5 separate regions of the Mus musculus genome follow, and regions 1, 2, 3 and 5 are each linked to region 4. A link is a loop called in an ENCODE intact Hi-C map of the cell type or tissue named here. Cell type or tissue: left cerebral cortex. All regions are shown on one strand. Region 1 overlaps Erc2 (ELKS/RAB6-interacting/CAST family member 2). Region 2 overlaps Erc2 (ELKS/RAB6-interacting/CAST family member 2). Region 3 overlaps Erc2 (ELKS/RAB6-interacting/CAST family member 2). Region 4 holds the start of Erc2 (ELKS/RAB6-interacting/CAST family member 2). Region 5 overlaps Erc2 (ELKS/RAB6-interacting/CAST family member 2).

What was found. A loop is a pair of places that touch in the nucleus more often than their neighbours do. Peaks named below come from ENCODE experiments on the same cell type or tissue, not always from the same donor. Only the 100,000 strongest peaks of a DNase experiment are listed, where the experiment ranks them.
Region 1: it touches region 4 in a loop (2.2-fold over the local background); 3 of 42 quality-filtered maps call a loop at or near these places.
Region 2: it touches region 4 in a loop (2.2-fold over the local background); 3 of 42 quality-filtered maps call a loop at or near these places.
Region 3: a loop joins it to region 4, with 2.3 times the contacts of the local background. A loop is called at or near these places in 2 of 42 quality-filtered maps.
Region 5: a loop joins it to region 4, with 2.5 times the contacts of the local background. A loop is called at or near these places in 4 of 42 quality-filtered maps.

The regions. Positions count from the first base shown.
Region 1 is chr14:27,739,466-27,744,465 of GRCm38, reverse strand. All of the region lies in intron 2 of Erc2 (ELKS/RAB6-interacting/CAST family member 2), which reads right to left. Among named protein-coding and RNA genes, the nearest start is that of Gm45645, 99 kb to the left of the region's middle. In left cerebral cortex, a CTCF peak has its summit at 2,758 (motif pointing right); DNase peaks (open chromatin) are centred at 541, 2,752, 4,176 and 4,819; H3K27ac peaks cover 399 bases.
Region 2 is chr14:27,718,265-27,723,264 of GRCm38, reverse strand. The region is part of intron 2 of Erc2 (ELKS/RAB6-interacting/CAST family member 2); the gene reads right to left. Among named protein-coding and RNA genes, the nearest start is that of Erc2, 98 kb to the right of the region's middle. In left cerebral cortex, no CTCF peak of the experiment used is centred here; DNase peaks (open chromatin) are centred at 1,303 and 2,077; H3K27ac peaks cover 524 bases.
Region 3 is chr14:27,667,880-27,672,879 of GRCm38, reverse strand. The region is part of intron 2 of Erc2 (ELKS/RAB6-interacting/CAST family member 2); the gene reads right to left. Among named protein-coding and RNA genes, the nearest start is that of Erc2, 48 kb to the right of the region's middle. In left cerebral cortex, no CTCF peak of the experiment used is centred here; DNase peaks (open chromatin) are centred at 571, 2,905 and 4,536; H3K27ac peaks cover 1,000 bases.
Region 4 is chr14:27,619,350-27,624,349 of GRCm38, reverse strand. Erc2 (ELKS/RAB6-interacting/CAST family member 2) reads right to left here and starts at 1,943. Exons shown (of 20, transcript NM_001347497.1): 1 at 1,736-1,943. In left cerebral cortex, a CTCF peak has its summit at 2,067; DNase peaks (open chromatin) are centred at 780, 1,663 and 2,036; H3K4me3 peaks cover 2,373 bases; H3K27ac peaks cover 1,955 bases.
Region 5 is chr14:27,731,382-27,736,381 of GRCm38, reverse strand. All of the region lies in intron 2 of Erc2 (ELKS/RAB6-interacting/CAST family member 2), which reads right to left. Among named protein-coding and RNA genes, the nearest start is that of Gm45645, 110 kb to the left of the region's middle. In left cerebral cortex, no CTCF peak of the experiment used is centred here; a DNase peak (open chromatin) is centred at 2,850.

The DNA of each region.
Region 1 (5,000 bases), 120 kb before region 4:
AAATGGTCCACAAGTAGCATAAGTGAGTATCAAAAATATCTATCATGGTTTGTAAGCAGTTTAAGTGAACACACTGACTCTGGGCTCTGAAGAGAAAGAAATGTTAATAAGATATAGAACTGCATGGGGGGGGGAGAGCATCCCACAAAAAAGGAACCTCTGCTCATAGTATCAGCTCCATGTGTGACTGGAGAAAATTTTCTAACCTTTGAATATACAGAAGAAGAGGTGGCATGCCTTCAACCCCAGCACTCAGGAGGCAGAGGCAGGGGGATCTCTGTGATTTTGAGGCCAGACTGGTTCACAGAGTGAGTTCCAGGACAGCTAGGACTACACAGAGAAACCCTGTCTCAAAAAAAAAAAAAAATGAAAGGAAATGAGTCCAGGCAATATGCACAAAGTGCCAGGACAGCAACTGTTCAAGAGCCACACAGTCAAGACCATTCCCTTTATAAACCATTCTGTGAGACTGAAGAGAAGCCCTTTCTGCCTCTGACTGTGATGCTGTACAAGGAACGGGGAGTTTCACCACGTGGAAGGGGTGTGAGTGTGCACAGAGACAAAATAAGGCTGATGGGGGAAGGCTGAGGATAGTGCCTTGTGCCCAGAGAACAGACACCAGTTATGTCATAGGGAGGCTTAGAAGCCTTGTTTCTCTCACTGATCCTTCCCCCCAACCCCATCTTCTAAACTGGCCTCAATTCAGGCCTTCTCAGCTATGGTAGGATCAGATATATATGAAATCATTCACAGAATTCTAGTAACAAAAGGAAAACTAGCATGCAGGACTCCTTCTTCCGGATAGTGTTGTTTAATAAGGAAGTCTAAGGCATCCATATCATCATGAGGCATCATGGGTGTGTGCAGTGTGCACACCCTCAAGACTAGAGGATAGGAAGGAAGCACCAAGAAGCATATTGCGGGTCATCTCCTAAGCTGAGCCCTTTAAAAAGCACAGGACTCTGAGAAAGAGGATAGACAAGGTAACAGGAATAGCTTGAACTATAGTGGAAAGTTACAAAAGAAATTGGGAGGTTGTGCCCAGAGCAACTTGGTGTTGCTGGAGTAATTAATGTATGTCTGATCAGAGAAGGCACAGAACCAGGTCCTGGAGAATCAGAAAGTCACTTAAATGCATTTGGGCTTTGATGTGTGTGTGTAGAAGGAACCTCCTTTAGAAAAGTTTAATCAGAGAGATGACTTTTCAGGGTCCAATTTATCTTTTGGAAACTTATAGAGATTTTCCTTTGTCTGCTGCACTGGCTGGCTGCATTGCAACTCTCTTTTTCTCTCTCCATCCCCATCTCTGGTCTCCACCCTCTTTCAGCACACCAAGTCTCTAAAACTCCCGTCAGCTTAGCAAAGTTCATGTCTTACACCTGTCCTCCTACAAAAGCTAGGTTCTGAATCTTCTACAATACCACAGGGTTTGGGCCTAAGCTAGCCTCTAACCTATCCTTTCCTAGGGCAAAATAAGCACAGTTAAGCCAGGCTCAGAGGCTCAGCAAGAAAAAAAAATCCATGTCCTGAAAGCCTGACAGACATCAGAGTATGATTTCTGAAAACCCAAGTGGAAGAAGAAAACCAACTCCCAAAAGCTGTCTTTTGGCCTCCACATGTGTGTGCCGACACACACTCACACAAGCAACAATAATAAATAAACTTAAACAACTAAAAGCTCATTCTCTATGTCTTGGAGGCTGTTATAAAAGTGTGCAAAAATAAGTCAAAAGTCATAGCTTAGGGCTGAGGTGTAGCTCAACAGCAGAACACTTGCCTGGTGCTTGCATGGCCCTGTGTTCTAGCCCCAGCACACTCACACAAAAAGCTCACCATCTCCCTGGAGTTGTTCTCAGACCCCACAAGCATATGGTACATGTAAGTACACACACACACACACACACACACACACACAAACACAGCACACATATAGAGATGGAGAGAGAGAAGTGTAACTCTCACCCTTCAACAAAGCAGCTTCCTTTTGCAGCAGAGACCATCACAGAAATCAGAAACCGGTACAAATGTAGAGAATGGCTGACTGTGTAATGCCCAACTCCTACTGATGCATCCATTACATAACCCCTGCCTAAGGCTTAAAAGATATTGCAGAAGAAGGGGAGACATGGTAGACATACTTTCATATGTCTACCATGCTCATAAAGACAGCTTACGTATTAACATTAAAAAGATAGATCCAGGTGCTGGTATGATAGTTCGGAGGGCAAAGACACTTGCTCCACAAGCCTAATGTGGATCTAAGGTCAACTCCACAGCCTACAGCAGAGAACAGAACTGCATACACAGCAATGTGCTCTGACCTCCACACTCTGCCAGAGCATGCACAACTACACACATGGACACACACACATAATTATGCAAGAGATATATATTGACAGGCTTCGCTCAAATGAAGATAATGGTGTGATCATATGTTGTGGAGAGAAAACCTCAGTCATTTTCACACTAGATAGGTTTAGCTCTGTAATTTTGGGAAGCAAATGGGTGCTTATTGTGGACACAAGCACCCACAGTTTTCCACAGTGACATCTTCTTCCTCCTCCTCCTCTTCCTCCTCCCCATCCTCCTCATCCCCCTGCTCCTACTCTTCCTCCTCCTCCTTTACCCCCACCCCCCTTCCCATCCTTCTAGTTTAATTTGCAGGGCATAATTTTAGTAGTATTAGTTGTCTTGGGGTGCGGTTTCCTTTAATGTTGTGTCTCATCTGACAGTTGGCCACAAGGTGGCACCAAACTCACACCTACAGGACAAAACTTGCTGGTTAGCTTTGGTTTTGTGCTCTTACTCATAAAGCATAAAACATTTTCTATGGGTTCCTTTATAGCTTATTATGAACGGATTTCCAGATAAAATAGTATGTGTGTGCAAACTTAAAACTTTTGCCACCTGCAAGAAACTTCAAAAGTAGACAGACCTCTTAAGATAAACCTATGTCAAATCTGTACAGATTTCAGTAGGTCGAGGGGTAGAAGGGTGGGTGTTAGCACTCTGTCTAAGTTCCTCCCCACAGTTACCTGGCAACAGCCAGGTAGCCCTGACCCACTATAAAAGGGGTTGCTTGCCCCCTCCTCCCTCTCTTGTTCTCTTGCCCTCTTGTTCTTCCTTTCTTGTTCCCTATCCCCTGTCCCCCTTCCCCCTTCCCTTTCCCATGTCATTCCCCCTCCTCTCTCCAAGTGCTCATGCCCAGCCTCTTCTCCTCTACTTCTCTCTCTCTCTCTCTCTCTCTCTCTCTCTCTCTCTCTCTCTCTCTCTCTCTCTGCCTCTACTACCCTCTTGATGCCCCTCCCTAATCCCTGAATAAACTCTATTCTATACTATACCATTGTGTGGCTGGTCCCTCAGGGGAAAGGGATGCCTTGGCATGGGCCCACTGAGACTCCCCCTTCCCCCATACCTGACTATGCCCCATAGGACATATGACCCCTTTTCTGTTTATCTTTTTATAAGCACATTATATAATGCCATGACTCAGATTTAGAAACTCTGCAGGTTTGCATCCCACCCCAGTGATCACATGGAGATCCATGCTTGATAGCTCAGAACTGGTCAACACTCCCCCACACACAACACCGGTCAGAGAAACCATCTGCATGGTCCCAGGGGAGCTTGGAGCTACCCCTGTGCTGCCCTGACCCTCGTTCTAGGACTCTTTCCCTCAGGTGAAACTTTCCTTTCTCCTTTTGAGACAGTTTCTTTCTCACAGCTAAGAATCCCAGGCCAGGCCTGGATAGTCTGCTCTCTGTGACTCAGGAGCACTGGCTCCAACCAGCTCCCATGTGTCTCAGCCATAGGTCAGTACTCGCCACTTTGTCCCTATTTACTGGGATGTCTTGGTCTAATTCACAGTTAACTGAAATCAATATCTCTACATGGCTGCTAAACTGGCATTTTCTCACTAGTGACCTGAAGCATAAACTTCCTCCTCCCCTCCCTTATTTGCAGTTTGCTTCCACCTGAAAAGTCCCCTTGCCAGGGACTCTGCTGCCCTCCCCGCTCTTGCATTTTCTCACTAGCTCTGCTCCCGTTCACTTCAGAGTGAGAATAGCATGCTGGGATACAGAACACCTACTTCAGGAGCTTCCTCTGCTCCACCCCATGAGAACTCCAACAGCCTGAAGCACTGGGCCACAGCTTCTAGCTGCTAAGTAGGAAGTTCCACCCTGCACCCGGTCAAAGTAAACACACCTTCGCTGCTCCTGTGTCCACCACCACACAGCAGAGCCAACCTGACCTGCTGGCCCCAGCACTGCCTCTGCCTCAGCCGCTCCCATGGGGTCCGCAATGCGATGCCACCTCTGTGGGGCCCTCAACATGGCGCTGCTCCGACCCACTGGACACAGAGCCACGCAACCTACCGGGCACAGTGCAGGATGCCCTGACCCACCAGCCATGCAGCAGTGCTTTTTTTCTACTTATACAACCTGTCAAAGTTACTTAAGATTTTCATTTCTATCCTGTCTTGATAGACGATGGTTTCTTTTACTACTGCCATTAAATTCTATTCAGTTATAACCAATCGATATAGCCCTCAATCCTGTCAGAAGTCTGCTAGTTATTAAGATTATGACAGAGTTCCCAAAGCCTTTAACAGTTAACCCCACGAGGTCTCAGAAGTCTTGGACATAGCTACAAGATACTGCCTAGATTGTGATATGATAATTACTGAGAAACACAGTGAACAAAACTAGATACCCTGAGTCAAATGGCTTAGCTAAACCAAGGTAAGCCATTTCTCATGTCACACGCATCCATTCCACAGAGAAAAAGCCCTGCTGTCTTCTGGGCTTGAAAGCCACACTGACTCTCCTCAGGTTGCCATGGAAACCATGGAGCCCACAGGGAACTGTTGGCTATTGAACTCTGTCATTTTTTAAATAATATATAACTGATAGATGATTGGTTATTCTTTCTCAGACTTCTGACTACATTTACAGCTAAGATAACTATAACTTGACAGCTAAGAAAATCTTTCACAGATG
Region 2 (5,000 bases), 99 kb before region 4:
TGTCCTCAAACTCAGAAATCCACCTGCCTCTGCCTCCCGAGTGCTGGGATTAAAGGCATGCGTCACCATGCCTGGCCCCTCTGCCCCAATTTTGAAAATAAATGGATAAAGGTAAACTCTGCTGTAGACTACGGAGAAAAGAGGAGAGAGCAGCAGATCCTGACCACAGAATCGATGCTCTTCTCCCTCGGGATGCTCTTCTCCCTCAGGATGCTCTTCTCCCTCAGGATGCTCTTCTCCCTCAGGATACTCTTCTCCCTCTGAATTGGCATCATATGGGTGAGGTTTGGTGCTGGGCCTTAGCTAGCATGATATTGGAGTGAACTTGAACCTCTCTGATCCTCAAGTTCCTCTCGAACAAACCTGATGGTGCCACCGGTTCTTGATTAAAGAAAATGATATTTCTAAAGTGATCCATCCAATAGTCTCCTCCGCCTCCTCCTCTGATGTATTTTAATAATAGACAAAACACAATGGAATAACTGGCCTCTTCTCTATTGTTTTATTTTGCATAAAGATTCTTTAAATTCTGAATAATTATCATAAGGTGAGAGAGGCACTGTCACATAACTTATGGGAATTACCTACAGTGTTACTTTCTTGACATGAGGTACTGGACAAAAGAAAAGCATTATTTTAATCTAGCTTACATAGTCAGTATAGTTAGAATCTTACAGCTATTACAACTATCAGGTTGGTCATGTGTAGCTTGAATTTCAAAAGGCAACTACATCCTTAAAAAAGATGTAATACACACTTTATTTTATTATCCTATATTATTATGAGGCTTCAAGTCAGACTTTTTGTTTTACCTGTCAACATTCCCACCTGGTAAATGAGGATGGGCAAGCTCCTCTAAGCCCTGATTCCCTTGGTAATATAGAAAGATGACATTTGTTCCCTGACTTTACCATGAGAGTGAAATAATATTCAGTGTGATTCCTCATAGAGACTCACTACCTATTGAGTTCATTATTACCATTGTTATTAATGTTAATCTGTTACCATAAGCTGATGCTGGAGACCATTTGGTTCTGAATGAAGAGCTCAACAGAAAAGTTGAATAATAAAATTACCAGAAACAGTGAATGGTCTAAAGTGACATTTTGACAACTGGCTAACTTACTTGGTAGAAATTTACTTCAACATGGGTGCATGAATTTGCAAAAATGTACACCGTGCAAAATCTGGTTTGTTTGCTTAAAAACTCCACTGTTTCATCGCCAGGACTGGTGCCTGGAGCTAGACAGGGGAGTCTATCACACAACAACTGCCGAGGTAAAATTAGAGCTCTGCTGCCCAATGAAGGCACTTTCTCAATTTCCTTTCTCCTTTTCCACTTTTTGTCACCCTCCTACACCAAACCTTCCTACATCAAGCCTTTTTACCCATGCCAAGAATACACAATTCAGAGAGGAGAGTGGGGAAAAAAGACAATATTCAGAAAAATACTTAAAAGACTAGGGCTTCAGGGGAAATGACCAAATACCAGAACTACCTGATCTCACACACTACACTGCTGCTCTGGGTAAGAGGTTCTATTAACTGTTCAATGCAGTTTAATATCTGGAACCAACAGGCAAAGTACATATTCTACTTCCACTTCATAGATCAAGACATTATAGAGGGAAATGACATGTTCAGGCCCAAACAGCTGGTAAATAATGTCTGGATTTGAAACCTATCTCATGGTAACAAGTCTTTTTAATCATCTCTTCCACATCTCCAAGTTCTGAGACAGATGTGGGGTCTTGTACATCAAGACTAGCATTCGTGCATCTCTCGAGGAACATAGTTTTGTGGGACAAGAAGGCAAGAGCCATAGTAATAAAATGGGGAGCTGTGTTCTCCAAAGCTGACATCAACATGGTGGAAGTACCAAGGGGGAAGGTGTAGGAGAAAGTGGGTCACAGAAGATGCGATGTAAATTGTAAATGCAAACTCAAGGATAGAATGGGCAAGAAAGAGGGAAATGGGCAGATGGCAGCTTGAGGACAGGAAGGATCCTCCTGCGCTGAGGGAGGAGGGTGGGCTGTATGACTGTATATGGCTGAATCATGAGAGAAATAGAGCAGATCTACAGAGAACATGGAGCTGAATGGGGAAGTATCATCAAGCATGCTATGTAGCATGAGAGGGACTCTATAGGCAATCTATGGGCTGACAGAGACTGTGAAGGCAGCTGATGCCACAGGACAGTCTAGAAAAGAAAGGTAAGAAGTTCCGCCAGATGGTCTGAAAAGCTTGTAGGTGGGGCGGGGGAGTCCAGGCAGACAAAGATAACAACTCAAACCTCAACCATGTGGAAGAAAAGATGATGCCTGCTTGAAAGAGGTCCAACAAGTCAACATTGCTCACATGCAAAAACAGTACCTTAGAGTCACCACCATTTAGGACACCCAGCTGAAAACAGGTATGCTCTCTGAGCCAGTAAGAGAAATGAGAAAAAGCTTCAAAGATGAAAGAAAGGTCAGCTCAAGGCCTCTAAGAGAGACCAATTGAATCCACATAGAGATGCTCAAGGCTTGACAATTTGCTTCAAGAACACAGCTAAGAGATAGGAAAATTAAAGTAACATCACCAGAAGGAGGAGGAGGAGGACGAGGATGAGGAAGGGGAAGAGGAAAAGGAAGAAGAAGAAGAAGAAGAAGAAGAAGAAGAAGAAGAAGAAGAAGAAGAAGAAGAAGAAGAAGAAGAAGAAGAAGAGAGGAGGAGGAGGAGAGGGGGGAGGGGGAGGAAGAGGAAAAGGAAAAGGAAGAAGAAGAAGAGAGGAGGAGGAGGAGGAGGAGGAGGAAGGAGAAGAGGAGGAGGAGGAGGAGGAGAAGGAGGAGGAGGAGGAGGAGGAGGAGGAGGAGGAGGAGGAGGAGGAGGAGGAGGCAGCAGCATCACCAGCACAGTAAATTTCATGAGCAGCTGAGGTTAATAGAATCCAGGGCAAGACACCAAGAAGTAAAGCAGCCAAACTGATCATGAGGTGGATGAAGATAACCCATCCCACAAGTTGTTCTTTAACCTATACATGAATGTGGTAGCACATACACATATCTATAAATGTAAGTAGGATGTAAATGGAAACAAAAGCAACTATAAAAAGAAGTGGGGTTTGCAAAACCATTGAATAGCCAAAGGCATTTGTCACCAAGCCTCATGAACCTGAGTTTTATTCTTGGACTCCCATGATGGAATAGAGAACCAACTCCCAATATACTCACACACAAACACACACAACACACAGACAGACAGACAGACAGACACACATAGTAATTGTAATTTTAAATTATTCTCTATCCTTAAAACAAAGGAGAGCCATCCTAAGGGCAGACAGTGGCTGCCGAGCCAGCCTATGTAGCCAATAGAGAGTTCCCATCTGTAGGAGTGAATAGTTAACCTGAACTGAACCCTTGTTGGGTTGTGCTCCTAACCACCCGCCAGAGCTCTCTGGAGTCTCAAATGAAAGACAAACACACACACACACACACACACACACACACACACACACACACAGAGCGAGCAGTTTAATTTTTAATATGTCTAATTAGCTCAATGGCTGGGCACTTCTAAACTTCCCTGCGGCTAGCACACACTCCCCTCTGATATTCCTGAGTTCACATTTTCTAAATTTACTTTTTATCTTTGGTTACCCAGACCCAAGTGAGGGAGTGGCTTCCCCAGAATCTTACGTGCCAGCTGGCCTTTAAGTCTGATCTCTCTATTCCCCTATCATGGTGATTCTCTCTGTCTCTCTGTCTGTCTGTCTCTGTCTGTCTCTATCTCTCTTTGTCTCTCTCTGTCTCTGTCTCTCTCTCTCTCCTTCACCCTCAGTCCCTAGCCTGCACCTACCTCTGTCTTCCCACCTAGCCATTGGCTGTATGGCAATTCTTTATTATCAATCAAAGCCAGCTGGGGACAGCATCTGGAAGCATGGATTTTGAGAGCTGAATTAAGACAAAGCATTAGGATCAATTTCCAACATCTCACTTCTTCTGTCCAATAAAAAAAAAGGCTCTTCTCTCAAACATAAGTTGAGCATAACCATGACAATTATATAAATTACAAAGTATGATATACAATTAACATCATATTTGTCAATTAGATAAAGTACTCTACCATCATTTCTAACTTAAAGACTTACAATTCTATCCCTGAATTATGTTCTGACTTTAACATCTCTGTAACTATGAAGATCATGCTCACAGGGAAAATTTTGTGAACTTTTCATAAAAAGATGCATCACACGTAATATATGAGGGGCATGGAAGCCAAAGTACAACCCAGGGAACAATTCTGCCTGCCATAAGAACTCACTTGTCTTGTTATCCTCAGAATAACATGTCATGTTGCTCCCATGGTGGACTGCAGAGCCAGCAATCAGTTTCTCCCCCAAACTCTATGGATGTTACACATACCACCTGGGCAGGAAGGAAGATGTCTTCCCACTGGCACAGGAAGAGCTTAAAAGCCCAGCTATCAAGAGAGCTCAGGAAGTCAAGATCTTGTAAGTCAAGATCCAACCTGAACAATCTATCTCCTACTGAGAGAAAAGAGGAAATGGGGAAAGGGAAGAGAAAATCGAAAAGGAGGGAAGGAAGAGAAAGGAGCAATGGTGGGAGAGGTGAGGAGGAAGAAAGAAGAAGGGAAGGGCAGAGGGAGGGAGGGAGGGAGGGAGGGAGGGAGGGAGGGAGGGAGGGAGGGAAGTTTACTACTCTTGCTGCCTATCCAATAAAATCTAAATGCTTAAGCATGGCTTATAAAATGTGGCCCACTGATCTGGCATGGTTGTGCACACCTTTGATCCCAGCACACAGGAGGCAGAGGCAGGTGGAGCTCTGTGAATTCAAGGCCAGCCTGGTCTACAAAGCAAGTCCAGGACAGCCAGGGCTTCATGAAGAAGACCTGTCTCAAAACAGACAGACAGACAAACAGACAGACAGACAAACTGGCCCACCTACTCTTCCCAGGCTCTGCCTATGCGAAACAGCTTCAGAATGTGTTATTAACTG
Region 3 (5,000 bases), 49 kb before region 4:
CCTCACATCTCAGACACATTTGGACATCCTAATTTAAAATAGGATAGAAAAAAATAGTCTTCTTGTGGGCTGTTTCTTGCCATGTTTCAAACATGTCTCTTCAAAACTCCCTTCTCTATTAAAATCATAGACATACACTTGACTTCCAAATAGAAGGGCTGGAGACCACAGCCAGCACACAGCCTTGTTCTAAGCACTAACACAATAGCTCACTTGGTAACCCTATAATATCACTTTTGGTCCATTTTTACAAAGGAGAAGATTGGAGCCCAGTAATGTTCATCAACTTTATGGACCCAGGGCTTTCTACCAGAGCTTGGGGATGGGTTGTTTGGAGAGAGTTCTTACTGTCAGCTGTTGGGTGTTTACATCTCTTATGGCATGATTTCCTAAGGGACAGGTTACAGGATCCTGCACACAGCTTCTCAGAGTTGTAGAGCAGGCAGCACTACAATTGAACCTTAAAGTCTTTCTCTTTGGCTTCCTTCTTTTTCTGATCATCTTCCTTCAGGATTTCTTCCCAGCCATCTGGCCAAGATCAAGTACATTTTCCTTCAGGCATTTTAAGAAGCTATCTCAGCTCTGAGTGCTTACTATGCTCAATACACACACTGATTCTCTTGGCAAGGCTCTCTGCCCTCGACTTGCTTGTTTATAACAATGCCAACAGCACACTGGGTAACATTCTTCCAGTTTCACCATGGTAACATTCATGGACATTCCTTTTCAAGCAGTGCCTTTCCCTTGAGGTCTTCAGTATTACCCTTCCTATAGATCTGTATGTGTGTGGCTAAAGGAGCAACTCTGATTTCTAAAAGGCCTGTAGAACATGTCTTGGGCACCCAACTCCTCTTTCCCTTTCATGTTGTCTTAGTTACTTTTCCATTGGTGTGACAAAATACCATGACCGAGGCAACTCAAGACAGAAATCATGGGAGCTCAAGGTTCCAGAGGGTTAGAGTCCATGACCACCATGGCAGAAAGAGAGAAATGGGGCTGGAACGTAACCTGTGGATACGACAACTATGAGTCAGACAGAGAGCTAATTGGGAATGTGATGGGCTTTTAAAGTCTCTCACTAGTGACACACTTCCTTTGACAAGGCCTCAACTCCTAGTATTTCCTCAGCAGTCTACCATTTCCCAGCGACCTATATGGCCCCTTCAGTTTTTTCATCAAGAGGGAACAAAAACCACACCTATCTAGTGATGCTATCACAAGTAACAAATGAGTCAATATATATGGCTGGCATGTAGCAAGTTATCAATAAGTGTTAGGTCTTACTATTATTCTATTCAAATACCTATTTAGCTATTAAGAAATAATGCTATGAAGTCAGGACCCTGGCCAGGCTTAGGAAAAAGTGACAGACATGTTAGTAGGGCTTAGCTGTAGAATGAATGACAGGTCCCATTTCTTAGTTTCTTGTGAGGCTCTAGTCAACCCCTTGTCCCCCTTAATCACTCCTTGTTGCTGCCCCGAAAGGAGTATCTAGTATTCCTTCCCAAATACAGAGACATTTATCAGGATATGCAGGATAAGATCGTCATGGTGCAGGTAGCTCACAACTGTTCTCTACGCCCCCATCCTTTTGCATGGAGCCCCAACAGGACAAGCCAGATCCAAGATTCCATCTTCCTTCATTCCAGTAGCAACAGTGCTTCCCCAGGAAGCACACCTATCACCCCACTTTCTAGCCTCAGAGGACAGGGCCCTACCAACCCTCCTCTACCCACACATTTCTGGGATCAGTATGGTAAGACACCAAAGCCACCATCCCTCTTTATCCCCAAGTTCTCTCTGAGTGTGGAGACTACAGGGTTTCCAACAGAACAGATATTACCACCGTGGGATCAGGGTAGATGTGGAAGCAAGTTCTCACACCCAACTGAAGAATCTTGCGTAGAGGCAGGCATAAGTGTACATCAACACATACATCAACACAGTCAGATCCCATCTGCCCTTTGACCTCTTTAACTGTATATTCTCCTGCACAGGCACTGAGGAGGGGAGAAGGGAACAATAGAATTCAGTCACCAACAACCTATGTAAACCCCTAACAAACAGATTCTTCTTCTTTTTTTTGTTTTTTTGTTTTTTTGTTTTTTTGAGACAGGGTTTCTCTGTGTAGCCTTGGTTGTCCTGGAACTCACTTTGTAGACCAGGCTGGCCTCAAACTCAGAAATCCACCTGCCTTTGCCTCCCAAGTGCTGGGATTAAAGGCATGCACCACCACACCCGGCCTTAGATTACTTTCTGATGGAAATGTGTACAATAAACTACACTGTGGTCAAAGAATAATGCTCCTTATAAAGTAAGCAAGCACCTTCCACTGCAGAGACATTTCTAACAGACTTCTTCTAAATGGGATTCAGACTTGAGAATGGCAAGGAACTGCCTTGGGAAATCCTTCCTCCAAGACAATTAACTGTCACTTATAGTGGTTAGCCTGCTCAAGTCGTAACATTGAGCTTAAACACATACAGAGATAAGTAGACACACACACGTGCAAACATTGCATGGTCACATGTACCCAACATGAAACTGGAAGCAGCCGCTGGGATGAAGCTAAGTACCATTGAAATGAGCAATGTCCTTAGAAGAGGCAGGCCCGGGATGCTGAGCTCATTGCAGCTGTATCTGCCTGTGCTTTGCTAGGAAGTTCAAGAGTCACAAACAGCTGTACAGATTCCAGTCATCAGTAAAACAAAGGCAGTTAACTTCCCTCTTGCAAAGCAAGCTCTGCACAGAAGGCATCTGCCTTCTTAGCATAAGAAGGTGGCACCTTTGTCTACACTGAATTCTTAATATGAGCTATCTCTCCCTTGGCTCTCCAGCCTTTTATCCTTCTCACTCCCAGCCAGGCACCAGCCAGGAACCACCCGCCAGGATCATGTCTCAGCTTCTTAGAATTAACCAATACCTGGTATGCCTTACTCATCTCTGATCCCATTCTTCAGACCTGCATGAGTGGCTCCTAAACTCTGTGAGACCAAAGAGTCCTTAAGCTGCTATTGCACACACATACGTGTGGAGTCAGGGTTCTTACTCCAGACTGTGCGAGCACATCATTATCTAGGTTGGTATCAGGATCAGCTCTGAACCCAGTGACAGCACACCTCAGTGACAGAGATCCGAACATCTGCAGCTGTGGCATCCTATACGAATTCCCAGAATCCACTTGGCTCACCTCCCACCTCCCACTGCTACCTGCGAGCGGCTATGTCACTATCCAAATAAAAGGCAGACTCCTCTGACCTCTCTCCCACCCCTTCTTGGTGGCCACCTTTGCTCTTTTCCCCCACAATAAACCTCTGCCACATGGAACTGCTTTGGCCTGGTGTGGTCTGTCCTGATGCAAGCCATGATTCTAACACAGTCTATATCTTACCAACTCTTGGATTCAGAAATGTTCTTATTTCACCTTAAATCTAAAACTATGTATGTCAACCAAGGGATGAACTACAGGAACCCAGAGAGATTATGTCCTACCTAAGGGAGGTCCCACCTACTAGACTCAAAACAATAATCTCTTGTCCATATTCAAGAAAATCAGGCTGTTAGAGAGATGACTCAGTGGTCACGAGCACTGACTGATCTTATAGAAGACCAGGGTTCAGTTCCTAGTACACACATGGCAGCCCACAACAATCTATAAGTCTACTTTCAGGGACTCAAAGGCCCTTTCTGGCTTCCACAGGGACCAGGAACACATATATACATACATGCAGGCAAAACACTCATACTCATAAATTAAAAATAAAACAATCTTCTCTTAAAAAGGAATAAAGGAAAACCCTAAACCTTGACTTTTTGCATGGTATTAACCTTTTAGATCTAGGCCTCATAGTCTAATGAAATTTAAAAGGCATTAGCGGTGTGCACAGTTTTGTATTTCATTTAATAGCTATTTACTAAGCAAATGTTATATTCAGAATTGGTATTTTAATGAAGGGATGGATAGGCGATGGATGGATAGAGGGAGGAAGGGAAGGAGGGAGGAACAGTAGGAGGGATGGACATATGGATACATAATTAAATACTGAAGGAGAAAGCAAAATATGATCCATAAATTAACAAAATACTCCTTAGAAAAAAGGGAGAGACAGCATTTAACCCATTAATACAACTGTCATTTGCCTTGTTAAAATCATTTATTTGCAGTTGGGGAGTGTCTCACAGAGTCTATAAGTTGACAATGAAGTAGAGACAGGCATTTAATCTAAGCCAAGGGTGTCTGCCCTTTCATAAAGTCATGAGAAGGGACCATGCGGGTCTGGAATCCACAGGTAAAACCTATTCTGGGTTACTTAAAAACAACCTTTTCCCCTCTCTGCTCTCTCGGGAGCATGGAATATATTTCTGTAGCATTTCTATTAGGAGGCTAATTAGAATAGCTGAGAAATGCCATCAACAGCGAAAGTAAAATTAGCCTTTACTTGTAAAGTTTCTCCTGAGGGAAACGCTGGTGGCTCCTCTCTCCAGCAAGCAAGGCAGTGGCAGTGCTTAGTCAGCACAGGGCAAGCCTGTGGACTGCTTCCTCAGCAGCACTGGAATGCACCCACCAGTGCACCCACGGGAGTACCAGGATCCCTGCCCCGCCAGCCTCTCTGTCTATCTGCTTCTCTGCCTCACCTGTCACATCTCAGCCCTGTGCCCCATCAAAACCGCACATGTAAGTCATATTATAACAGCACTGACTTTCAGGTGCTCTGAGAACACTTTTAATTACTTCCACAAATGGTGTGGGGGGGGGGGACGGGGGGGGGGCATGTGGAAGCCAAGAGAACAATGACCTTATTTTTTTAGACAAGTTCTCCCACTGCCCAGAAGGGTAGGCCAGCTGGCCAGGGAGCCCCAGGGATCCACTTGCTTCTCTAGTGTTGGGGTTTCTACCCCACACCCAGCTTTTTTATGTGGATTCTAGGGTCCTTATGCAAGCACTTTACCTACTCAAGCCATCTCTCCAACATTCTTGACAACTTTTGAACAGTAAAGAG
Region 4 (5,000 bases):
TTGCTAGTACAAAGTTAAGACCTGGTCCTTCGTCACTGATTTATCCACCCAAGAAAGTCTCACAAACCATAGCTCCTTTCCTAGAAACTATCAAAAGGCTTTTATTACATTTCAGAAGCAAACCAACAAGATGCCTCTCATGAGAAGATAAGAAAGTCCTCTTCCCCACCACTACCTCCATCCTAAATGACATCTTGCAAAGGAGAAGCAGGCAGCCCTCACTTCCATGAGTTGTCAAATCTAAAAGAATTCTCTCTATTCATGTTCAAAAACATCTTATAAACCTACCAAATCTGATGTAAGAGCCAAACTACATACTCAGAAACAGTGTGAGTTCACAAGGACAAGGGTAGGGTGACCACAGGAGACGGCGAGCCACACCCTTCTCTAGATAGCTCAACAGTAAGTGCATCTCTTCTAAAGAAGACTGCGATTCTGAAGGAAAGGTAGATCATTCCAACCTGCCGTCCCAGCAGCCAGCCCATGCCCGCTTCGCTCTTTATACAGATTGATTTCATGTTTAAGCCAACGACCTCGGCATCCACAGCTACAACTAGTGACGGACAGGAAAGACAGGAGGAGAACACAGGTTGAACATACTTGCTTCTAAGCCCATTGTCGAGGAGTTGGCTTCCCGCTTCTCTGCTTCTCACAGCTGGAGTCCTACCTGGTGGAAACCAATGGTTAAGTAAAACCACTGATTTAAAGAGCCAACCAGGAAACTAACCAAGACAAGTGGGAGCAGCCCTCCTCTCCCGAGCATTGATTGGCTCTTGGGGTTCCACCGGTCCCATTCTATACACATAAGTGGCAGGTGCGGCTGTCAGTCACGAAGAGAACTGACAATTCACCGCTCTGGGAGTAAATTGTCTTTCATCCAGCAAAGGCAGGTAGCCGCCTAAAATCGATCTTCTCCTAAGGGAGCGGACCCTCCCTCTGGCAAGGAGGAGAAAGACCCCTAACTACAAAATAAATTATGTAGGGCTAAACAGGGGAGAGTTTGTGGGTACTATTTGATTTTCACACACCGAAAGAGCCCTTATTCTTCACTGTCCTAAAAATGATCTTTCAAAGGCTCATACAGGAATAATAATAATAATAATTTTTAAAGGTACCTCCTTGTAAGTACCCCTTGTGTAATTAGGAGGTGGGGAGAGAATCGGTAGGAATGCTGTTTAATTTCACATCGTATCCTTTTTCATACACCACCTCCTACCCCTCCCCAGTAAATCATCTTCATTTTCCCAGGCATGAATTTTTCTTTTTATAACCTGCATCCCTTCCCCGCCCCCCTTTCCCCTGGAGCCCACCCAGACAGCCAGGCTCACAACCCCTGAGGCTGGGGGGTCCTGTCTTCTCCACTTTATTCAGCTTCCGATTCTGAGAGACCCCCACCCTCGTGAACATCCCACCCCTCCCGGCAAGGTAGTCAGCAAAGGGGGCGGGGGGTCGTCTGCAGAAAAGAAAGGAGAGGACAGTGAGGGTGGCTACGGGAGAGAGACTGCGGGAGGTGGCCCGGGGCGGGCGCCTGAGGAACTGTGCACTTGTTCCAATCCGGGGGTTTAGAGAGAGAGGCAAATCCGCCCTTAGGCCGCCCCATCCCTTCCCCCGCCTGAAATAGCCCCGAGGAAGGCGGCTGCGTCTCCCCTCAGCTCCCCCGATAACGCATTGCAGCTGCCCACGAGCGCCGGGGACCCGCACGAGGGAGCCGGGGCCCCCAGCGTCGGCGTCTCACCTTAGCGATGCTCGCCCCGGCGCGGTCCCACATGGATTTTTACAACCTCGCGTGGCTGCGGCGTCGGGCGGCCGGGAGGAGCTGGAGCGATCAGGAGCGCGAGACGGTGGAGCGCGGGCAGCGCGGGGAGGTGGTGGGGAGGTGGAGGGGAGCGCGGCCAGCGCCGAGCGCCGGGGCCGGGCCGGGCGGGGCCGAGGGGGCGGCGCCCGCCGCAGTCCCGACACGCGCGCTCACGGCCGCTCGCCCAGGCCCTGACTCACATTCCCAGCATTCCCGAGGAGCCTGGAGGGGCCGCGGCTGGGACCTGGGCACCTCCGCGGGGGGCAGCAGAGAGTCGAGTGCGCGCCCGCTCCGCAGCGCCTCCTGGCATCCTCCTGCCCGAAGCACCTGACCTCCCAATCCTCCCCCAGAAGCCCCTCCAAAAGCTGCCAGACACTTCTGGGGAACAAAAACAGCCCTTGCCTTTTAAGTTAACCTAGAGAACTGGGGTGAGGGTTCCTATGCCCTAGGACCATCCATTCCTTTGCAGGTCCATAGAAGGATGACTCCACAACACATCTACTTTATTGCCACCTCCTTGTCCCCCAAGGAAAAGCGAGATAGAAAAGTGAAAAGGAGAGCAATTCAGGCTCCTGTTCATCAGATGCATTAGGTGTCTCGTCTGGTTCCCTTTTAAATTAGAAAGATGGGCCCTGAGTTCACGCAAGCACACACCGCTCCAGGTAAAGTGCATGAGAAAGTGTGCAAGGTTTTCACGGGCAAAAGCTTCCGCTCAACAAGAAGTCTTGAACCCCTGCTGCTGCCACTTGGCACCAGGGAGGGAAATGGAAACGACAGAGGTAAGTAGTCAATTCCAGAACAGCAGCGATTTCCTTTATGCCCTGATGAGTGTGCTTCCAGCAACTTCAGTGGCCACATAAGAGTGGCTCCTGCTGGGAAGCTCACACATAAAGCGATCCTGATCCAGCAGTGGGGTGAGCAGAGGGAAGAACAGTGACTGGGGACAATCCTTCCTCCCACCCTGAAAAGGAGGACCTCATATGCTAACTGCTCAGAGAACAGGAGGATGCCTTCCTTTGGCAGCCTAAGTGTTTTTGCCTTTAATAGCCATACCATTTAAGGTTTTCCATGGCCTCCGGGTGCTCATACTCTTCTTTCCATCCCCAACAAATAGTGCCCATTCCCCTAACCCTGGTACTTGAAGGACAAAACCAAACTATATCTATTGTGTTCTGTCCCACATGGATCCTTGGCAACCTGGTGTGTTACATGTGAGAACCCTTTTGAGATTCTTGACATACCTCATGCTGAGTAGTTTCTGAAATGTGACTGTGCTAATTTGCTTCTCTGTTGCTGTGATAAAAACAATGACCAGAACCAATTTGGGAAAGGGTCGGCTTACATTTCCACTGCACAGCCCATCCTCAAGCAAAGCCAGGGCAGGAGTGCAAGGCAGGAACCTGGAGGCAGGAGCTGAAGCTGAGGCCATGGAGGAGCACTGCTTACTGGCTTACTCTCCTGGCTTGCTCAGTTTGCTCTCTTACTTAACCCAGCCAAGACCATGAGTACAGGGGTGGTACTGTGGGCTGGGTCCTCCCACATCAGTCATCAATCAGAAAACCGCTGCCACAAAGCCAATCAGATAGAAGCCAGTCCTCAGCTGAGGTTCCCTCTTCCCAGGTGACTCGAGTTCATGCCAAGGTGACAATACTAACAGCACAGTGACAGCATGCTTTAAGTGTGTGTGCACCCACACAGGCACACAATGTGCAGATATCTGTGCACATTACACTTACATTTTCTCAATCACTCTCACAAAAACTGTAAAATGGGTAATATCTTTCAGAAAATCCAGGTGACATATCCAAGATGGCACATTTATAGATTTTTTTTTAAATACAATGTTGAACAGTCACTATTGATGGCCTTCATTCTCTCTATTCCATTGACCTGTAAGTTCTAAATAAGAATCCTTGAGTGTTTAAAAGGTAACATTATATGTATGTAGGCCGAAGAATAGTTTTCACACACACGCACAAAGACTCATGGTTTCTAACAGATTTTATTTTTTAAAGTAGGTCCTTGATTTAGGAAAAAAATGGAAAAAAATAGTCATTTTATGTAGAAAACAAAGGACTGAGATTTTAGAGTTCTTAGACATGTCATCTTCATCCTTTTGGGGACTTAGTTTCCCATCTGAAGATTTTAAAAGCTAAACTAAATGAACTCAAAGATGTCATCCAGCTAACCTTTTGTAATTTAATGCTAAATATATGTATGTACATATGTACACAGACACACTACCCCATCATGCCAAGTGCTAACAAGCAGCCCTTACCCAACTGGACAGAAAATTACAATACAATCTTGTCGATACCAAAGACACAGCTCTCACTTCACAGAGAATAAGTAACAGTTTATTCTGAACTATGAGTGGCCATGGCCTAGAAACACAAATTTAGGTTATACCAAACTCCAGCTCCAATGCAGTAACACTTTAATAACGTTTTTTATGGATACAGAACAAAAAAAAGTTACAAGTCAAAAGACTTTTCAAAAAGCATCAGAGGAAACCTCAGGTAGGAAGCTCACAGCCAAGCACAGAAAACTCTGCTGTAGGTCTTGGTGTTATTTGATGACATTTTTAGCTTTTGGATTTGTGGAAGCTAGGCATCTGCACACAAGAGGATTTTCCCAAATAGTAACAAGGATGCCAGGTCATACGCAGAGGGGAGCAGTTAAGTGGCTATTTAGGATGCTAAGACAATCCAAAGTAATTTGACTCTGGGTCTACAACATTTCAGCTCTGCACAATCACTGAAGTTCTGATCCATCAATTAGCTCCATAGAGTGTGTAACACAGTACAGCTTTTGCGTTGAAGCTTCAGGTCAGCCTGTTGCCTGCTTCTTGCCCCCATGGTCTTGTTTGTTTTGTTCTATTTTCTTGGTTTCTCAGATCTCCATCATAGCTGTTCCTCCAACAGTGTCAGAGAACACTGTTCTGTAGCAGATTTTTTTTCCCACAAATTTATTCATTCATTTAACAAATATGTATTTAGCAACTACTCTTGGCCTGGGGTGCAGAGCCTCTCCCCTCAAAAACTTTAGTGAAGGCAACTTATCAAAAGCAGGCAACGTCAACCACCTAAGAAGAAACAACGTACTGGAACTGTGGGAGCATACAGGGAAAGGCAGCCAACCATCCTGATCATTGATTGAGAAAATGCCCTACACCTGAATCTCATGGAGGCATTTTCTCAACTGA
Region 5 (5,000 bases), 110 kb before region 4:
GAATGATCTAGAAACCTTATAGTTCAAATGTGCCAGGCCATTTTTCAACTGCTTCAAGTCTTTTTCTTACCCTGGTCAGAAACCCAGCAACACTACTATGGCCATTACAAAATCTAGAATTCTCTCTAGATTTTTCACTTACTCTCTAAGCACTGAGAATGGCAAGATTTCAATAGAGGAATGGCATGATTGAGTTAATGTTAGAGTCCATGACAAATACCCCTGGTGAGGTAGTTGTTGGCAAAACCAACCAAACAAGCAAACAAAAACAAATAGGAAAGTACCATTCATTAGGCACTTGCCATATGACAGCTACTGTGCTGAAAACTTGAAATTTCCATTTAAAATTTTATTCCACAACAGCAGGCTTCCAAGGAGCCATGAGCATTCCCTTCTGAATTATTCACATACAGCACCCGGCTCATCCAGAACTAAGATGAGCATGGAGCTGAATCAAGCTGGTCCCACACCCAGGGTGTTCATTCCACAGGGAAAGACTACCACCACAGCGGACCAAATGGGAGCCCTTCGTTTCTTATCCTATGTTCTAGGTCTTGCTCTTCTTCCAACACAGTGGAATATAAAATTGAATAGCAGGGGCTAGACATTGTTAAGAACTAGAAATTCTCATCTGTGTGTGGAGGAAATGGTGTTTTAAGTAGACTACCTTCTTAGCCTCACTGATGAGGAATCAGCTCTCCATGGAAGGGGGATTTACACGGGATGTTTGAGTCCCTCATCTTGCCTAATCAGCCACCTACCCTGACTCAAGCCAGGGCTGATCACACCATTTGTCTCTCAACTTCATGACATGTGACACCTTGTCAGACCATGCCATTGAAACACAGACTGAATGTTTCTCTCTCTTAGGCAAGTTCGTTCAGAATTGAGCCTCAGTCACTGCTGCTTTGAGCAATGCTGTAGTTTAAGTACGGTCACAGTGTAGCCCCAAATGGTCATATGCTAGAAGCTTGGATCCCAGTATGGGGTCCAGGGACAAGTGATTAGGTCATTGGAATACATGTTCTTAGAAGGGATAAATGCCATTTTTGGTGAGACCCCCAAGGAGTTACACATCTCTTGCTGTGTGTCATACCATGTGAATACTTGTCCCTTTTTCTATATGACGCCAATATGATGGCTGCCATCTACCATGTTGTTAATGTAGCCGGAAGAGCCCTCACCAAGCCAACAGCATCATTATATTCGGACTTTCTAGTGATTGCAATGGAGAGACTAGTAAAATCTATTTATTTTATGTTACCTAGTCTCAGAAGTTTTGTTATAGTAAAAGAAAAGAGACTAATACGGTCAGACCCTGCTCTGATGTGTTCTCTCTCTCTCTCTCTTTCTCTCTCTCTCTCTCTCTCTCTCTCTCTCTCTCTCTCTCTCTCTCTCTCTCTCTCTCTCCCCATTCCTCTCTTGTACTCTTTTCATTCTTCCTACAGAGTAGGAAGTTGGAAGTTCCATAGTATAATTTCCCATTCAAATGTAAATTTGACAAGAGAAGGGACTTTGTCCTGTTAATCATGGGATTTGGATTCCTACAACATAGTAAGTTCTAAGTAGTTAACAAATTGCAGTATTTCAATTTTAAATAATTTGATTTCCTCCCCTAAGGGGCTACAGAGTCATAGAAGAAAGAAAGGGTCTAGCATCCAGCAAACACACAGAAATGTTCACTTAAGCAGGAAGCTTCAGACCACAACACAAAGTTGCCTACATTTTTGTTTCAAATTGTAAAGCTCTGATATTTTTATCGTAAATTTCTTTCTGCCATAAAATCTTGTGTCCTCTTTAGCGTTCCGAATTCTGTTGTTTGCATACTGAAGACATGGGATAACACTAGACCAGAGAATTCAACAACAGCAACAAAGAAAGGATGGCTTCTTTCAATAATCCTTTCTTTTGAAATTTACATTTCTTTGTCCCCTGAGAACACAACGCATGATCTCAAGCTCCTACCCAGAGAGGCCTGTGTTCCTAGGACTTATTAGAAAAAACAGACAGAGAGACACAGACGGGTATTTTAAATACCACATTAAACTAAATATCCTTTTGCATTTGCTAAATAAACAGGATTTCATTGCTCACATCTCCTGGATAAAGTAGAAAAGAAAACGAAAGAAAGAAAAGAAAACAAATGTAAGAAAAGGGCTCAAGGTATCTGAGGCTGTCTACAGACCAGGTTAAACTGGCTGCATGGGGCTTTCGGCTCTGGAGTATACTGGGCCTCCATAGCCCTGGCAAGCCCAAGAGAGTCTGATAGCAACACGCCCTCAGGTGCTCTGTGGAGCGTGAAGCTCTCAGTCACAGTAACCAAGTACCCTAAAACTGTGTCTCCAATGAATACTGCAGCATCTCTCAGAAAAGTCAGGGGAAGTTCTGCACCCCAACCCAGCACTTAAACCTCAAGGAGTGACAAACGAAGCATGCCATCCTTTAATAAAAGGTGGGCTCTGACACCAACGTTCCTGAGTATGTTTGTAGATAGGGTTACTATGGAAATAGATTTCGCTTATGCCCCTCTCCTGAGCTTCTGCTGTCTTTTGGCTCATAAGCCACACCCTCATACCACTAATTCCCAGCAAATAAAAACTGAGAATTGGGTTATCCCCACAGATTTCACCGTGACAGCAGGTCACTCTTTCCACCATGATGGGTGCCTGCTGCATCCCATTTCACTGTTTAGTATTCGTCCATCAGGTGTTCTTGTTGGCTGAGCTGATGAAGGCAGAAGGACCAAGATGCTAATCTGTGTGCTCATCCTCTCTAAGGCCACTTGCAGCACCATGCTACACCCACAGAACACACTTTTTATTCTTTGAAAACAACAATGTCTGAATATAGACTGGCATGCATTCAATCATTTTCAACAGCCTTTATTGGACATCTATCTCCCAGATGGGAGCCTCTGGAAAGAAAGCACTAAAAGAAGAGAGGTACCAGCTGTATAGGCTAGCTGGATAGACAAGCATTTGTTCTGTTAAATAACTAGTGTATGCGTATGTGTGGGGTGACTAGGTGTTAGTTTTGGAAATTAGAATATAATCACAACATTTTAGCCCTTCCTTTTTCTCCCTTCAACCCTTCCTATACACACACACACACACATACACACACACATACACACACACATACACACACATAGACACACACACACATACACCACCCCACTAAGCTTTCAAATTTATGGCCTCTATTTGTTTAATTTTTGGTACATGCATACATGTATTGGTAACTATATAAATACAACCTGCTCAGTCCATATAATGTTACTGGTGTGTGTATGATTCCAGGGCTGACCACTTGGATACTGGATAATCAAACTGATGGCTCTTCCCTGGGGAGACTACTCCTGCTCTCAGCTGACTGTAGTTCTTTGTCTAAGGCCAAGGCCCGCTGAGATCTCTCCTTCCATACTAGCATATCTATGGATAGCATCCTTGTCCAGGTCTTATTTAGGCGGCCACATTTCTGAGACTTCTCGGGTATAGCCTCTGACATTTCTAGCAAATGAAATCTCACAGCGAAGTCCCCATTCCTCTGGCTCTTGCTGTCAATGCTAACTGTAAATCATTACATAGTGAGTGCAATGTTCTGCATTACTGCTCTTCTTGCTGACTACATAAGCCCGTGAGCACATCTATCACTTGATTCCTTTGTGGTAACACACTAAAATTTACTCTTAGGTCTCCTTGCTGTGGAATAAACCTCAAAGCTTAATCTTTGGAGGCTGAGGAAATGGCTCATACTGTAAAAGCCATGCCACGCAAGCACGAATACCTGAGTTTGAGCCCCAGAACAAACGTAAAATTCTAGGCATGACACAGAGACAGACAGATAGCTGTGGCTGGCTGCTTGGCATAGTTGGCCAGCCCCAGTGGCTAACCCTATCTAAAACTCAACAAACAACAACAACAAAACAAAAACAAAAACAAGAAATACAAAAAACGAAACACCCAAAGCAGACAACATCTGAGCAATAGAACACCTAAAGTTGACCTTTGCCCATCTCATGCATTTGTACACACATGTCCACCACACCACACACACACACACACACACACACACACACACACACACACACACACTTCTTGTCTTACTGAAACACTGTGCCTTCTTACAGGTACTTTGCCATTGTCTTTCCCCTTTTCTCCTTTCTTCAGCTTCTTATCTGTCATTCTATGACAGATGAGTTCAATTTATTGTGTTTTATTTTATTTTTATTCTATGTTTAAGTGATACCAACCAATACTTGTCTTCCTATTCCTGAATTATTTTATTTAGTACAACACCTATATATGCCTTCATGTTGTCCCAAAAGACAGCACTACATTCTTTTAAAATGCCAAATAATATGGTACATCATCTTACCCTCTGCTCAGTGACATTAAGGTTGGTTTTATACCCTAGCTGTTATCAATAAGCCTACAACGAATATGGGTATGAAGACAGCCCTGGACGGGCAAGCAGTCTGCCAAGTGTTGCTCACAGATGTAGCTGGATCCATGAAAATAAAACACTGGTGCTACCCACATTCTGTTCGTTCCTGGGAAAACCAAGGAGGGACCTTGGTCATTTAATGAAGAGAAAAGTGTGTGCAGTGTGGTGAGGGAGAAACAATGCTGGCAGGCTCAGAGGTGGGGCAAGAACATTAAGTTTATAAATGAGATCTTTATATAAAAACAAGGATGCTAGAAAGGGGGAATACAGAATTCTCAACCTGACTTAATCCCAAAGTCTGCTCTCAAATACCATAGCTGTTTCTGGGTGGGACTCAGAACTGTCCCTCTGTGTGCACGAGTGCACGCGCTCACACACACACACACACACACACACACACACACACACACAGGGTCGTGGAGGGAGCACTACCAAATTCCTTCTCTTAGCTTCTCTGGTTCCTTCGTTTTCCTGAACTGTATCTTGTTCTGTTTGTTCCTCACAGAAGCCATCATTAAAAAGTTAACCCAGTGTACGTGCTGCAGGGGTGATCA